Linked DNA regions of Homo sapiens: region 2 is linked to region 1. The links are chromatin loops, found by intact Hi-C in ENCODE. Cell type or tissue: B cell. All regions are shown on one strand. Each heading gives the region's core, and the rest is flanking DNA. Links, peaks and the distances in the headings are about the cores only. Region 1 overlaps ZNF354A (zinc finger protein 354A). Region 2 has its middle 10 kb from the start of CLK4.

Region 1 (8,341 bases), core at 11-8,010:
AAAAATTAGCCAGGTGTGGTGGCGCACACCTGTAATCCCAGCTACTTAGGAGGCTGAGGCAGGAGAATCACTTGAACCTGGGAGGGGGAGGTTGCAGTGAGCCGAGGTCGCGCCACTGCACTCCAGCCTGGGTGACACAGTGAGACTCCATCTCAAAAAAAAAAAAAACCACAGAGATTATTCTGGCTGCAGTGTGGAGACTGAATTGGCAGAGGGCAAGACTAGTTAGGAGATTATGGTAGAGATAGTAATGCATGGCAAACAAAATACCACTTAAGTACCTGATCCCCGTGCTCAGGGCTGTAGCAAAGGTGAGGGACCTTTCTTTACACTAGGCCTAAGGCAGGTTCTGTATCATTGCCTTACAAGCTAGAATCCAAGTTGCAGAATCTTGCTGCTGCCTTCTTCCCAGCACATATATTAAGCCTAGAAACAACGACCGATATTCACAGGGAAAAAGCACTTCATTTTTGCCACTGCCCCCTCCATATATTTGGCCTAAATAATGTATTAAAATTTGATCACTTAATTTAGCAAGACTGAAACGGAGAAGGAACTAGGAAGGTGTTAAGCATAAAGTTAAGAAACTCTGCTTTCCCTTACAGTAAATAGTATAAAGATATAAGGCATGTGAAGTTAGTCAGGGAGGGTGTGTGGAGTGAAAAAAAAATCCAAAACCCTAGGGAATACCATTATTTAAAGAAGGAATGGAAGAAGAGTTATCCATGAAGGGAACTAGTAAGTGAACACTAATAAGGGAAAAGCAAGATGTATTGTGTTTGTTAAGCAGAAGTAATTTGTAGATGTGTGAAAGTGACTGTCATACAGGAATCGCAAATACAGTGAGACACAAATGGTCCCTTTAAACAGTTACCTCTACCCCAAGAGAAGATGCTAAGACTATGTGCATAACCGTTCCCCTGAGAGAATTTACTATCTATTGAATTGTGTTCTTATCCAATTTTAATATTTCTTCACTTCTGTTCTTTACTTTTCCATGTTAACCATGCTTTATCTTATATATCCATGCCTGTCTTATTGTTGATCTTTGACTCTTTTCAGCCATCCCATGTAACCTCTCTTGCTTGATGCATGAGTAGGCTGCCTTCCTATCTTGCACCTCTTGGCTCTAGGCCTGTCTTGTGGCACCTCTTGTCGATTAATTCAATAACAGGGCCCTCCTGTTTGAACTGGCCCTGAAACCTCTCTAATCACCCATGTACTGGCCTAGGAGGCAACTTCTACAAGGGTCTGAAATGTGTATGTGTATGTATGTATAACACATGTGCATATTTGTATATATATGAAGTATGTATGTGTATGTATGTATAACACATGTGCATATTTGTATATATATGAAATACGTAAGAATATTTGACATTGTTCCAGTTAGGAATGTATAAGTAATTAAGGCAGATTAACAAAACATACAACTTTTGTATATAATTGGAGTGCTGTCAAGAGGATCTGTAGGAAAATAGGGCATTCTGATCTGCTTGTGAAGAACAGTTACTTCAGAAAAGGAAAGTGAGATACATACAGACATAGATATAGAACTATAATATACTATATATGTGTGCATATATTATAAAGGTCAGTAATACATATGTTTAATACTCTGGTAAGTGCTATAGTAAGGAGAAGGGACCGTGGCTGCTCAGAGTCAAAGGATTGAGAGAGTCCATTTTTGAACTGAATCTGAAGGATATAAGGGAATTTGACATGGGGTGGAGGGACTTTCCAGATTAAGAATAATTATATAAAGGCTGAGCACAGTGGCTCATGCCTGTAATCCAAGCACTTTGGGAGGCCGAGGTGGGTAGATCACTTGAGGTCAGGAGTTCAAGGCCAGCCTGGCCAACACGGTGAAACCCTGTCTCTACTAAAAATACAAAAATTAGCCAGGCATGATGGTGGGTGCCTGTAATCCCAGCTACTCAGGAGGCTGAGGCACAAGAATTGCTTGAAGCCAGGAGACCGGTTGCAGTGAGCCGAGATCGCGCCACTGCACTCGAGCCTGGGCGACAGAGTGAGACTGTCTCAAAAAAAATTACACAAAGAAGATAAATGTCAAAAAAAAAAAACAAAAAAAAATTAGGATTCCATCATGGGTTTTGGGTCCTAACCCCAAACTTCCTCTTTCAACTCATGATCCCTTTATAACCCTTTTCTCTGTTCTTCATTAGCCAATTCTTCTGGTCACTCTTTCTCACCCTCTTTAAATGGGTTTGCTTTATTTTATTCTTCACCCTAGTACTTAAATTGCTGTCAATTATATTTTATTATACTGTCTAACTGTCCTATTTTTTCTTTTTGCAATTTTTTTCATACAGATATCAGGGTCTTATTTAAATGTCACCAATATTTATTCCTTCTACACTTTTAGTCTCAGTAGTCAGATGCTATGATATCACATGAAACATTTTTGATTTTTTTTTTCCCTCCAGGATCGAAGAGCAGTCATAAAACCACAAAGTCAACGCAAACACAAGACTCTTCATTTCAGGGACTGATACTGAAAAGATCCAACAGGAATGTACCTTGGGATTTGAAATTAGAAAAGCCTTACATATATGAAGGCAGATTAGAGAAAAAGCAGGATAAAAAGGGAAGTTTTCAGATAGTTTCAGCCACCCACAAAAAAATCCCCACTATAGAAAGAAGCCATAAAAATACTGAATTGAGCCAAAACTTCAGCCCAAAGTCAGTGCTTATTAGGCAACAGATACTTCCCAGAGAAAAAACACCACCAAAATGTGAAATACAAGGAAACAGCCTCAAACAGAATTCACAATTACTTAATCAACCAAAAATTACAGCAGATAAACGCTATAAATGTAGTCTGTGTGAAAAAACCTTCATTAACACTTCATCCCTTCGTAAACATGAGAAAAACCATAGTGGAGAGAAACTATTTAAGTGTAAAGAATGTTCAAAAGCCTTTAGCCAAAGTTCAGCTCTTATTCAACATCAAATAACGCATACTGGAGAGAAACCCTACATATGTAAAGAATGTGGGAAAGCCTTTACTCTCAGTACATCCCTTTATAAACATCTAAGAACCCATACTGTGGAGAAATCCTACAGATGTAAAGAATGTGGTAAATCCTTCAGCCGAAGGTCAGGCCTTTTTATACATCAAAAAATTCATGCTGAAGAAAACCCTTGTAAGTATAATCCGGGTAGGAAGGCATCTAGTTGCAGCACATCCCTTTCTGGATGTCAAAGAATTCATTCTAGAAAGAAGTCCTACTTATGTAATGAATGTGGCAACACCTTTAAGTCTAGCTCATCCCTTCGTTATCATCAGAGAATTCACACTGGAGAGAAGCCTTTTAAATGTAGTGAATGTGGGAGAGCCTTCAGCCAGAGTGCCTCTCTTATTCAACATGAAAGAATTCACACCGGAGAAAAGCCCTATAGATGCAATGAATGTGGGAAAGGCTTTACTTCTATTTCACGACTTAATAGACACCGAATCATTCATACTGGAGAGAAGTTTTATAATTGTAATGAATGTGGTAAAGCCTTAAGCTCCCACTCAACACTTATTATTCACGAGCGAATTCATACTGGAGAAAAACCATGTAAATGTAAAGTATGTGGAAAAGCCTTCAGACAGAGTTCAGCTCTCATTCAACATCAGAGAATGCATACTGGAGAAAGACCCTATAAATGTAACGAGTGTGGGAAAACATTCAGGTGTAACTCATCACTTAGTAATCACCAGAGAATTCATACTGGAGAGAAACCATATCGATGTGAGGAATGTGGGATATCTTTTGGCCAAAGTTCAGCTCTTATTCAGCATCGAAGGATTCATACAGGAGAAAAACCCTTTAAATGTAATACATGTGGAAAAACTTTTAGACAAAGCTCATCACGTATTGCACATCAGAGAATTCATACTGGAGAGAAACCCTATGAATGTAATACATGTGGGAAACTTTTCAACCATAGGTCATCCCTTACTAATCATTATAAAATTCATATCGAAGAGGACCCCTAGAAAGTAGATTTGTATGTGTGAAAGCCTTAAACCAAAGCTCATCGAAGAATACATCCTTGAGAGAGATGTAATAAATGTAATGGATGTGAAAAAAACTGTAATAATTTAGCCCTCATTAGGTATTTAATTCCATGGATAAACCTCAGCTATATAATAGATATGAGGAAAGTGTTTGTGCCTGTCAGACACTTAAAAAAATAACCTGAGATGAAGAATTTACAATTGAAGACATTGACTTTAGCCATTTGTGAAATGGGTTTGCTTTTTCCCTTTTCCTACAGACGTATATGCTAGATGTCACGTGATCATCAGAAACAGATATCCGAGTGGGTGGGGAGGTGTGCTTTAGATTTCTCATTAGAAGACCACCAAACTGGTAATATTTTTATAGCATTTTAATAGCTTGATCAAATTGTACCTTTTTAGAGAAAAGGACCAAAATAAAAGAAAAATGAATTATGAACTACCTCTCAGTCTCTGGGGTTTGTCCTTTTCCTACCCTGATGTCAAACTTATGCATGGATTTCATTAAAAAAGAAAAAGAAAAATCTGGTCTTTTGTTCTAGTAGTTGTGAATTTTCTACTCAACTGTCTTAACTTGGTTTTGGATTTTATTTCTCTGAAGTCATTTATTAGGTGTACCAGTTATATGCCCTGAACTGTATTAGATAGAAAAACAGGCAATAATTTCAGGTTTAAAGCTACTAAATATGTATGTATGTATTTATTATTATTATTTTTATTTTGAGATGGAGTCTCTGTCACCCAGGCTGGAGTGCAATGGTGCGATCTCGGCTCACTGCAACCTCCGCCTCCCAGGTTCAAGCAATTCTCCTGCCTCAGCCTCTCGAGTAGCTGGGATTACAGGCACCTGCCACCACACCCGGCTATTTTGTATTTTTAGTAGAGACAGGGTTTCTCCATGTTGGCCAGGCTGGTCTTGAACTCCTGACCTCAGGTGATCTGCCTGCCACGGCCTCCCAAAGTGCTGGGATTACAGGTGTGAGCCACCGTGCCCGGCCACCCTAAATATGTATTTTTTAAATTTATAACGAACACATCAGAAGAACTTTCGCAAATCTAACACCTGTGGCAAACTCTTGAAAAGGACATTGCTATGGTCTCAATGTTTATGTCTCCCCCAAATCCCTGTGTTCAAATGCTAACCTCCAAGGTGATGGTATCATGAAGTGGGATGTGTGAAGAGGTGATCAGATCAGAAGGGCGGAGCCCTCAGTGCCCTTATCAGAGAGCCCCAAGGGAGCTTGTTCTGCCCTTCAGCCATGTGAAGGCACAGTGGTAAGATACCTTCTTTGAATCAAGATGGCCATAACCAGACACCAAACCTGCTAGCACTTTAAATGGGTTTCCCAGCCTCCAGAACTGTGAGAAATATTTTATTAGTTACCTAGTATGATGAGGTTATTTTGTTACAGCAGCCCAAACAAGACATGTGAATTGTTTCATAAACTTAGTGTAGTGTGACAGATCCCCTACCAGGTTACCTAAGGGTTTATATCCACTACTTGAGCCCTGAAGTCTGGACAGTAAGCAGAGGCCATGGTGCCCAGCTGAGGAGCAAGTGTCCCTGAGAACCCAAACATCCCAGAGTATCTGGGAACACACTAAGCAAACAGTCCAATCACACACGAGGCAAAGAGCCAGAAAACTGGCTTAAAAGCAGCTTAGAGGTGCGAGGTGGTGCAGATCTCCAGAGCTGTCCTGCTGCAGTCCAGGAGAGCCCTGTATGGAAGTCATAATAAACTCATCTGCTCATCAAGCTGGACTTGTCTGAGTCATTCTTTGGTCTCTCGGCTCCTTCCCAGTTTGAGGGGGGACATTACAGTCCTAAGTTTTTCTCAACAGTAAATATTTTTTAACTTTGGAGCAGGTACTATACAAGTTTACAAGTTTTAAAACTGTACAAGTTTTAAGACAGACACAGGCTTTTCTTCAAGAAGCCATGAATTGGGAAGGGGATGGAGTTGGGCTAGCAAATGAGCAAGCAGATTATATTGCAGTTTTTGTTGTTTCAGTAGGCAAATAAGTTATGACAATATGTTCCACTATGAAAATATTGTAAAGATTTGCACAGGATGAAGAAAGAGACTCATGAAGAAAGCCTGGAGACATCAAAGCTTTCCAGGGGCAATGATGCCTGGGCTATATTTGGGGAGAATAGTAGGAACTCCGAGGGAGACAGAAGCATTCCGATTAAGAGGAAACAGCATGCGCCAAACCACAGGTGGATAATAGGACATTTGGAAAACTTAATTTAGAACTAGTGAGCAGGAAAATGACAAATGTTAAAGCTCGAGTAGAAGGCAGAAGCCAAATCACAAAAGGCCTTATTTGCCAAGCTAAGGAGTTTGGATTTTATGGTAAAATCGGTGGAGTCAAAGATGGTAAGCAAGGGAAATTCCATAGAAGATAAGCGTATGGGGTTGAAGAAAGCTGATGACTGATGCCACCCAGGAAATCTGGGCTGTTTAAATTCAAGTAATAGGTAAATGAGGGTTCCAACTCAAACAGGGACAGCATTGATGGAGAACAGGAGACAGATAATCATGTATTAGAATAAATAAGGCATGGTTTTCATAGGCAAATAGGTGAGAGTGGCAAGTGAGGAGAAAGCTGACTCACAGGTAGGGTTGCCAAACGTCCTGTATTTAATGATTTTGTCCTGAATCCTGTATTAACTTTGTTAGGATGCCTTAAATGTATTCAGGGTTTCTCCCCTCATTAATGAAAAATCAGCACTTTGAGCTACGGTTCTGCTTCAGTAATTGGCGCTTAAATCGCTTAAGTGGCAATACAAGTTGGAAATCATACCTCCACAAATAAAGATCTGAACCATCTCTTATGTTTTATCCTATGTGTTTGACTGAGGGAAGGCAAAAGGGGGAAGTGAGAATAAAAGTACTTGTTTTCCGTATTAAAGAAAGGAAAAGACTGTTCTTTTGGCCAAATTCCTAAGTTGTAAAATAATCCCCAATAATTAGATCTTTGGATCAGTACACGTGGTCTGAAAAATCAATGATGGCCTCGCTGCCAGCAGCCATGCTTCTGAAATCAACTTCCTGACAGCCTCCAGCTTCTGAATGCCACTTGAGTGCTGCTTCTAGACCACGGTTGGTCAGCAAGTCCCTCCTTCCAGTGACCGTGCTTCTGGAAGTTAGCCAGTCGACAACCGTCTAATTCCAGTGACCACACTAACACGCTTGAAAATCTAACAGTCCATAAACATCCCTGCCTCTGAAAATTCGCCAGTCCCAGACACTGAGCTGCTTAAAATTTTGGATAAGATCAGCTCTGGCTTTCTTCAGGGATCCTGTTACTGCAAACACAGTTCTCCCTTGCAGGCATGCATCAAGTTCGACTTTTCTGTGTCACATATCAAGTTCAAGTTTATTGTTAGTTTGTAAGCTTCCAACCTTTCAATAGCTCAGCCTCAATTTATTGGTAATTATGCTTCACTCTTGTGAGTGAGATGATCGAAATTAGTATTTTCAATTATTGTTATTAACTTATTTTTTATTTTATATTTTGTGTTAAGGATACTTAATATGAGATCTACCCTATTGCCTATTTTCATTTATGTATATTTGAATCAAAATGCAAGTATAAGTTTCATGATTAATTTTTAAAATATTTGGTATCAGAGAAAAGATGTTTTGAAGCTCTTTCTACAGTACACAATTGTTCATTCAGTATTGAACATATTGGAAAGTCAGATATAAGGCAGGATATACTAACAGCTAAGCCTAAGTGATAGATGATTTCCTCAAATAGTGCTAAAGAAACGGATAAAGTAACAAATTTTCCGATGAAAGGAAATTCAGATAAAAATAAAACAACCATAGCAGAAATTGTAATGACTTTCCACACTCAATCTTTTCAGCTCAAATGACCAATGGAAACACACCAAAAGTATTTCCTGCTTCCAAAATTGCAAACGAATTTTCAAGTGCCAGGATAAAATCTGCAGTAATAAAAATGTAATCTTTCTGTTTACTATTAGAGACTATATAAAAGATCTAAAATGTCTCTTTTTACAGTATAACCCCAGATGCAAATAATCACAATGAGAATTTTTTTTTTTTTTTTTTTTTTTTTTTTTTTGCCTCTGCAATGTTTTTCTTTTGAAAACCTGTGCTTATAAAGCTATCTTATCCCTTCTAGATGAGACCTGGGAAATTGAAGCTTTTTGCAGAAACTAAATTGAGTTAATAAGTCAAATTGTATTCCTTTGGTTGATATAATACAAATACAAATTTATGTAGATGTGTAGAAGTGCAAACAATTTTTTTTTTTTTTTTTGAGACGGGGTCT
Region 2 (8,341 bases), core at 309-8,308, 75 kb after region 1:
CGGGTGATCTCGGTACCCTCTTTCCCAGCCTTTGTTTTTTTTTTTTTTTGAGACAGAGTCTCGCCCTGTCGCCCAGGCTGGAGTGCAGTGGGGTGATCTCAACTCACTGCAACCTCCGCTTCCTAAATTCAAGTGATTCTTCTGCCTCAGCCTCCCGAGTGGCTGGGATTACAGGTGTGTGCCACCATGCCCGGCTAATTTTTTTGTATCTTTAGTAGAGATGGGGTTTCACCATGTTGGCCAGGCTGGTCTTGAACTCCTGAGCTCGTGATCTGCCTGCCTTGGCCTCCAAAAGTGCTGGGATTACAGCCATGAGCCTCCATGCCCAGCCTCTTTCCCAGTCTTAACAGTAAATGGACAAGAAAGTAAGCCGTGGCCTGAGAAGGACGAGGTGACTAGAGGCTTAGAACACACAGGGTTGAGGGCCTGGGTTACCTTCCCAGATGAGCCGCCAAGACCAGCAAAGGAGCTAGCCACAGGTGCAGAGAATCTAAGCTGGAAAGTGGAGGGAGACAGTGGGTACCAGCTGTGGCCTGGAAACAAGCTGCAGCAGAAGGGGCCAAACCTCATCCCATTAACCCATCAGGAAAAGAGACCAGCCAGAAACCTGGAAGAGTAGCTCCAGATGGCAAGGGCTTACTGCAGTGGAAGGGTGGCCTGCAGTGGACACGGTGCTGTGCCGCCCATATCCCACTTCAGGACCAGTGCACTCACTGCTCTGGTTGCCAGCTTACAGATGAGTCATTGTCTAGAAACTGCCCTCAACCTAAGGAAGCTTCTTTCTCAAAGCTACATGCCTTCCCTGGGGTCAGCCTACCTCTAATGACTGGTCAACGTTGGAATATAAAGATCGGGACCTCCTAACTCAACTGGGATAACTGTGAAGGGTGACTTCAGACCCAGATTTCCTGAGAGGACCAGCTGAAGCAACACATGTGCTCACCTCAAGGTGCTCTTCCTGAGAATACTCCTTATGAAACTTCGTGCCACAAATATCAGAGTCTCGGAATCTTTTCCGGAGGCACCCGGCGTATGGAGATCTGTTCCTGGGCTCTCTGTTCTGTTCTGTTGGTTTACTTATCTATCCTTGTGCCGACATCATGCTGTCTTAGTCACTATAGGTTCACTACAATCTCTGTTAGAGCATGTGCTCTCGCCTTGTTCTTCTTCAAGTCACTTGGCGAGTCGTGGCTCTTTGTAGTTTTATCACTTTTTTTTAGAATCAGCTTCTCAGTTTCTACAAAAAGCCCCATTGGGATTTTGCTTATAATTGATCTAATGGATCAATTTGGAAAGAATAGGGGGCAGTATTTTTAATATTGAGTCTTTTACCCAGTGAATTTGGTATCTTTATGTAGGTATTCCTGAAGATCTCTTAGTAAAGTTTTATCATTCTTACCATAAGGTAAAATGGTAGAAATGATAAAACTTTGCTAAGATATATTGTTGACAGAAACATATTTGATTTTTTTACACTGATTTTATATCCATCAACTTTGCTAATGATTTACAGGTTATGTTGTGCATTTTCTCTTTCTTTCTCTCTCTTTTCTTTCTTTTTTTTTTTTTTTTTATTGAGACAGGGTCTGGCTCTGTTGCTCAGACTAGAGTGCAGTGGCACAATCTTGGCTCACTGCAACCTCTGCCTCCCAGGCTCAAGCGATTCTCAAACCTCAGCCTCCCGAGTAGCTGGGACTACAGGCCTGCGCCACCACGCCCAGCTAATTTTTTTGTATTTTTTGTAGAGATGTTGTTTCACCATGTTGTTCAGGCTTATCTCAAATTCCTGAGCTTAAGCTATCTGCCCGCCTCGGCCTCCCAAAGTGCTGGGATTATAGGAGTAAGCCATCATGCTGGGCCTTATTTTGCATTTTCTTTTTTCTTTTTTTTTTTTTTGAGATGGAGCCTCGCTCTGTCGCCCAAGCTGGAGTGCAGTGGTGAGATCTCAGCTCACTGCAACGTCCGCCTCCTGGGTTCAAGCAATTCTCCTGTCTCCGCCTCCCAAGTAGCTGGAATTACAGGCACGCGCCAACAGGCCCAGCTAATTTTTGTATTTTTATTAGAGACGGGGTTTTACCATGTTGAACAGGCTGGTCTTGAACTCCTGACCTCAGGTGATCCACCCACCTCGGCCTCCCAAAGTGCTGGGATTACAGATGTATTTTCCATTTTCTACACATGCAATGATAACATCCACAAATAATAACAGTTTTTTTTCTGCAATTCATTTATTTATCTTTCTTGTCTTAATGAACTAGATAGGCTATCCAGAAAAACATTGAGTAGCACTGAAAAAGGCTGAAGGTAAATGGAGAATAGCATAAGATATACCAGATTTTGTAAGGCCTTGTTGGCCGGAATAATGGTTTTAAATTTGTTTTAAATAAACTTAGAAAATTTTGATAGCTTTCTGTAGAGAAGTAATGAGTTCAGTATTTCTAAGACTTTTCCAACTTCTGGATGGATAATGAATTACAGGAGAATAAAGAGTGGGGGCCAATCTCATTCATGGACATAGACACAAAAAGCCTTTAAAAAATTGCAACAATGACCCAGAAAAGTATAGTATATAAAAGGTTTTTCCACAAAGTAGCTTAAAGTTAAACTCTAAATGTAATTTTATATTACTATAAAAATCATGCAATCATCTCAAAAGAAGAATAAAAAGCAAATAAAATGCTCACCAAGAATGTGAGTGTATGAATTTGAAATGGAAAGGAACCATCTCAATCTAATGAAAAGTTGCTATCAACACCTGTTACGGACAGCATTCTTAACAGCAAAATGTTAACAATATTTCTTGTAAGCTCTGACAAGACAATGTTGCCCACGATGACTGCTTCCATTTGTAGCTGTACTGGTCGCCTTAGGTAGCACAGTAACAGAAGAAAAATAAATAAGAGGTGTAAAGACCAAGAGGTGAAACAAGCCCATTATTATTTGCAGATGATACAATCTTTTACCTAGAAAGCCCCAAATAATTTAAAGACAGGAAATTAGACATGACGAGAGAATTTAGCAAGGTGACAACACATAGGATTAATATCTAAAAACCAGCAGCATTTCTTTACTCTAGCAACAGTTAAAACTGTGTGTCCAATCTTGTAGCCACTAGCCAATGTGGCTATTAGGCACTGAAAATGTAACTGGTTCAAATTGAGATGAGCTGTAAGTGTAAAATATATATCAGATTATAAAACCTTGGTACGAAAAAAAAAAAAAGAAAACAAAATACTTCATTAATAATACTGATATAGGCCAGGCACAGTGGCTCAGGCCTGTAATCCCAGCACTTTGGGAGGTAGAGGCAGATGGATCACCTGAGCCCAGGAGTTCAAGACCAGCCTGGGCAACATGGTTAAACCCCATCTCTACAAAATAATAATAACAATATTGATATAAATTACATGTTTAAATGATATTTTTGATATATTAGATTAAATTAAAACAGAAAATTTTGAATTATACCCATGGGGAGCTTCTAGAAGAACAGAGAGAGGACCTTTACACATTCTCTCCCAAAAGCAGCAACTAAAAAATAAATAGCAAATTACTAAAAACAATTACTTTGGAACTCTGGAAATTAAGCAAAGGCATACAACAAGCTGAAAATCATTTATTCAAGAGAAACTATTGAACCTTAGTAAGATCAACAAAGTGTGTGACACATCGTCTTAGAACTGCTCCCGTTCTCACTTCCCCCTGCCCTTGCCCCAGCTCCATGGTGCAGTGTTGGTGGGACTGGCTGCCTTACTGGTGCCAAAAGGGGCTGAAATGATTTGGAGCTTCAAGGAAAAGCTCTGTTTCCTTGGTTTTTTGAAAACAATAATATTTGGTAGCAATCAGAGGCCGGCAGAGCATGGAATCTCCTAAGGCTGTGATAACAGTTGGGGCAAGCAAGCAATCAGCAAAACATTTAAAAGGGAGATCTAGGGAACAAGACAGGCCCCAGTTTATACTCGCATGTGACCGACCTCGACACCCCGTACAAGCAGGAAGTGAAAGCTGAGGCAGATTTGTTAACCTGTTGAACGTTGAACACATTCCTCAACCCACACACAGGTTCCCTGGGCAATGGGTGGAAGCCTGGCCAGCTCAAATCGTTTAATCTTGTGTTAAAGAAAGAGCTGATGAAAGGGTCATCCCTTTAAGTATCAAGCAATTCTTAAAAGGGACAACCTTGCTTGTGAAAATAAAAAGAAACTCTGGCCCGGGAGCGGTAGCTCATGTCTGTAATCCCAGCACTTTGGGAGGCTGACGTGGGCAAATCACCTGAGGTCGGGAGTTCGAAACCAGCCTGGCCAACACGGTGAAACCCCGTCTCTACTAAAAATGCAAAAATTAGCCAGGCGTAGTGGTGCATGTCTGCAATCCCAGCTACTTGGGAGGCTGAGGCAAGAGAATTGCTTGAACCCAGGAGGTGGAGGTTGCAATGAGCCAAAACCATGCCACTGCACTCCAGCCTGGGCGACAGAGTGAGACTCCGTCTCAAAAAGAAAGAAAGAAAATAAAAAGAAGGCCGGGCACGGCGGCTCACGCCTATAATCCCAGCACTTTGGGAGGCAGAGGCAGGCGGGTCACAAGGTCAGGAGATCGAGATCATCCTGGCTAACACGGTGAAACCCCGTCTCTACTAAAAATACAAAAAATTAGCCAGGCGTGGTGGCAGGTGCCTGTAGTCCCAGCTACTTGGGAGGCTGAGGCAGGAGAATGGCATGAACCTGGGAGGCGGAGCTTGCAGTGAGCCGAGATCTTGCCACTGCACTCCAGCCTGGGCAACAGAGCAAGACTCCGTCTCAAAAAAATAAAATAAATAAAATAAAAATAAATTCTGAATTGTAATGGATGATTTTTATGACACTTGCCACTGCTATCTTTTGAAGTGGGTTTTGAAGAATTTTATTCTTTTACATAGATTTTGATCAAGAGATGTAAAATAATACTGAAGAATGGAAAGTTATTCCTTGAAAGATGGTATTATGTGCTTCAATGGATCAAATTGGAAGATCAGTTTTCAGTTATTAATTTTATGATAACAGATGTTCAATATATATGCAGTATGGATATATAGCTGTATATGTGTGTATACATATATAGCTCATATTAATGTTGAGAGTATTTTCTCATTAATGAGTTAATAGACAAGAGAATGAAACAAGTTGATACGACCACTGTAGAAACTATGTAACAATGCAAATGGAACGTAGATTGTAACTGCAAGGAATTTTATAAGCAAATTCTGCAAAACTAGGAACTGTTAAGGAGAGCCAAATCATCAGGGAAATACAATTAAAGAGAGAGCACTTAGATACTTAGAATTTATTTCAGATAGGAGGCCGGGCACCGTGGCTCACACCTGTAATCCCAGCACTTTGGGAGGCTGAGGCGGGCAGATCATGAGGTCAAGAGATCGAGACCATCCTGGCCAACAAGATGAAACCCGTCTCTACTAAAAATACAAAAAATTAGCCGGGCGTGGTGGCCGGTGCCTGTAGTCCCAGCTACCCGGGAGGCTGAGGCAGGAGAATGGCATGAACCTAAGAGGCGGAGCTTGCAGTGAGCTGAGATCGCGCCGCTGCACTCCAGCCTGGGCGACGAGCAAGACTCTGTCTCAAAAAAAAAAAAAAAAAAAAACAGGATTGACTGTGTATAAATATTTATTGGGGTGAACATATTTCCACAACATACTGAGAAGAAAAGTTATAACATCAAACTTAACTAAAATCTTGAAAGTGTTACCAAAACTAAGGCTGATTTGATAAAGTTTTATTGGAAGCCAAATGTGAGGATTGACCTGGGAAGACACACCAAGAAGGCTGGCACATTCTAGAGTGTGCTACAAGGTGGAAGGCTTTTATAAGAAAGTTTAGGAGAAGGGAGTGGACTCCTTCCCAGAGGAGTTGTACCCTCTGCATTGGAGGGTACAGTATAGAGATTACAATCATTGGCTACAGATGACTGCATGCAGGCTACAATGTTCTACGTGCAGGACAATCAGTAAAACTTCAGGATTCAGAAACAAATCAGTGTCTTGTTCAACGTCAGTGGGTTATGCATTAATTAGTATGTCAAGAATCTGAGGAACTCACAAGAAGATTCTTTGCTCAGGACAGAAGTTCATCAGGAACCACAAGTCCTCCCCAGGCAGGTTAATTTGGAAGCCTGCCAAATATGACCTGTAGGTATTAGAAGAATTCCCTTCGCAAACAGTGATAAGGCAAGGATGCCCATTATCATTACTTCTAAGGGAGACAAGGTGGTAAAATAGGAAAAAGAATATAGCCCTTGGATCTAGAAAAACTCTCACTGGTGGTGAACTGGAATGAGTTCCAGGTGGAGGTGAAACATTGGCTGATGCAGTAGCTGGAGGCACTCGAATAGCATGGGGGCAATGGCAATTATAAGAATTGTGTAAGAGTTGTCTGCTTTTGGTTATTTTTAAAACTTTGAGGCCAGGCTCAGTGGCTCACACATGTAATCCCAGCACTTTGAGAGGCCAAGGTGGGCAGATCATTTGAGGTCAGGAGTTCGAGACCAGCCTGACCAACATGGTGAAACTCTGTCTCTACTAAAAATGCAAAAAAATTAGCTGGGCGTGGTGGTGCATGCCTGTAGTCCCAGATACTCAGGAGGCTGAGGCAAGAGAATTGCTTGAACCCAGGAGGCAGAGGTTGCAGTGAGCCGAGATCATGCCACTGCACTCCAGCCTGGGTGACAGAGTGAAACTCCGTCTCAAACAAACAAACAAACAAAAAACTTTGAAGAAGGAAAATGACAAGCTCAGGTCAGTCAATTGTAAGTTAAAGCACATTGTAGAGACAGAAGGCCTGTTGCGGCCATAGGGAACATTGTGTTGAAAATCAGACCAAGGATTTAGCTGTCGGGTGGCAAAGCTGCAGAGGAAACGGAATGCCGAGCCTCAGTGGTCTCCTATTCCAAGTTCAGACCTCTGAGAAGCACATCTCCAGTGTGTTTCATATATTGTCCTTCCAATCTTTCCTCAAGTCACTTACTCAGTCGTACACGTGGCCTTGAAAATATGTAGGGTAGTTGTGGGTTTTTAAATATCCGCAAAAATGGTTTTGTAAATCGCGAGTTTTTTTCTCCACTCAACATTAAGTTTCTTAGGTCTGTTCATATGCTATACATAAATCTAGTTCATAGCTTTTAACCGATATGCAGTATCCATATATATTTTCTAGTTATTCATTCCCCTAATGATGGATCTCTACTTTGTTTCCAAGTTTTTCTTCCTATGACAAACAAAACTTCCATGAGCATGCTCACAATTTCCTCATGGAGTTCAATGAGACTCGCAGGAGGTTTTTATCCCATCCTTCACATGTCTGGCTTCCCCTTTTCCTTTAGCTTCAACTAAAACGTTACAGCTGCCAAGAGCCCTTTTCTGAGCAGCCCACCTAAAATAAGCCATCCTCAGTTATTCTTTCAGTCTCTAGTTTGTTTCTTTCATAGCACATGTAAAACATTGAAGTATTTTATTTATTTCCATTTTTTTCTCTCTCCCACTACATCCTAACCTCCATGGCGATAGGCACTTTGTCTTATATACTTTTGTATCTTTAGCGTCTAGAACAGTATGTGGCATACGTAAGTGCCCAATAAATACAGAAGGAAAGAAGGAAGGAAGGAGGGAGTCTGTCGGTCAGCTGGAGTGCAGTGGTACCATCTCGGCTCACTGCAACCTCTGCCTCCTGGGTTCAAGCAATTCTTGTGCCTCAGCCTCCTGATGTAGCTGGGATTACAGGTGTGTACCACCATGTCTGGCTAATTTTTCTAATTTTAGTAAAGACAGGATTTTGTCATGTTGGCCAGGCTGGTCTCAAACTCCTGGAATCAAGCAATCTGCCTGCCTCGGCCTCCCAAAGTGCTGGAATTAACAGGCGGGAACCACCATGCCCAGCCAAAAGGAGAGAGTTCTTGAAAGAAAATTTGAGAATGATTCAAAGGAACTTGGTTGGTTGGGACCTAAGGAGAGAAAGGCCAGTAAGAGATGACCCTATTTAATGGGGAATGATTTGGCACCTTCAGAATTGTGAATTCTGATACTAAATTTTAAGCTGTTTTCACTTCTGTGCTGTACCCACCCTCCAGTATCTCAGTCCCCTCTTATCGTCAGTGATATGTTCCAAGACCCCCAGTGGGTGCCTGAAACCACAGACAGTACTGAACTCAGTTGGCATCGATTGGAATACGTTTCTGTTCATGTCTCCCACCCACAAATGTAATCCCTTTTCCATCTTCACTAAGCACTCATCAGGCACTGTGGCTATAACTTATGCAGTTTGAGGTACAATAGCAAAACTAGCATGAATTTCTTTTT

The links. Peaks named below come from ENCODE experiments on the same cell type or tissue, not always from the same donor. Only the 100,000 strongest peaks of a DNase experiment are listed, where the experiment ranks them.
Region 2: it touches region 1 in a loop (4-fold over the local background); 7 of 110 quality-filtered maps call a loop at or near these places.

The regions. Positions count from the first base shown.
Region 1 is chr5:178,707,728-178,716,068 of GRCh38, reverse strand. It overlaps ZNF354A (zinc finger protein 354A), which reads left to right. Exons shown (of 5, transcript NM_005649.3): 5 at 2,448-4,557. The coding sequence ends at 4,009. Among named protein-coding and RNA genes, the nearest start is that of MSANTD5, 14 kb to the right of the region's middle. In B cell, for the core only: no CTCF peak of the experiment used is centred there; no DNase peak of the experiment used is centred there.
Region 2 is chr5:178,633,225-178,641,565 of GRCh38, reverse strand. No RefSeq gene overlaps it. Among named protein-coding and RNA genes, the nearest start is that of CLK4, 10 kb to the right of the region's middle. In B cell, for the core only: no CTCF peak of the experiment used is centred there; a DNase peak (open chromatin) is centred at 3,855; H3K27ac peaks cover 1,096 bases.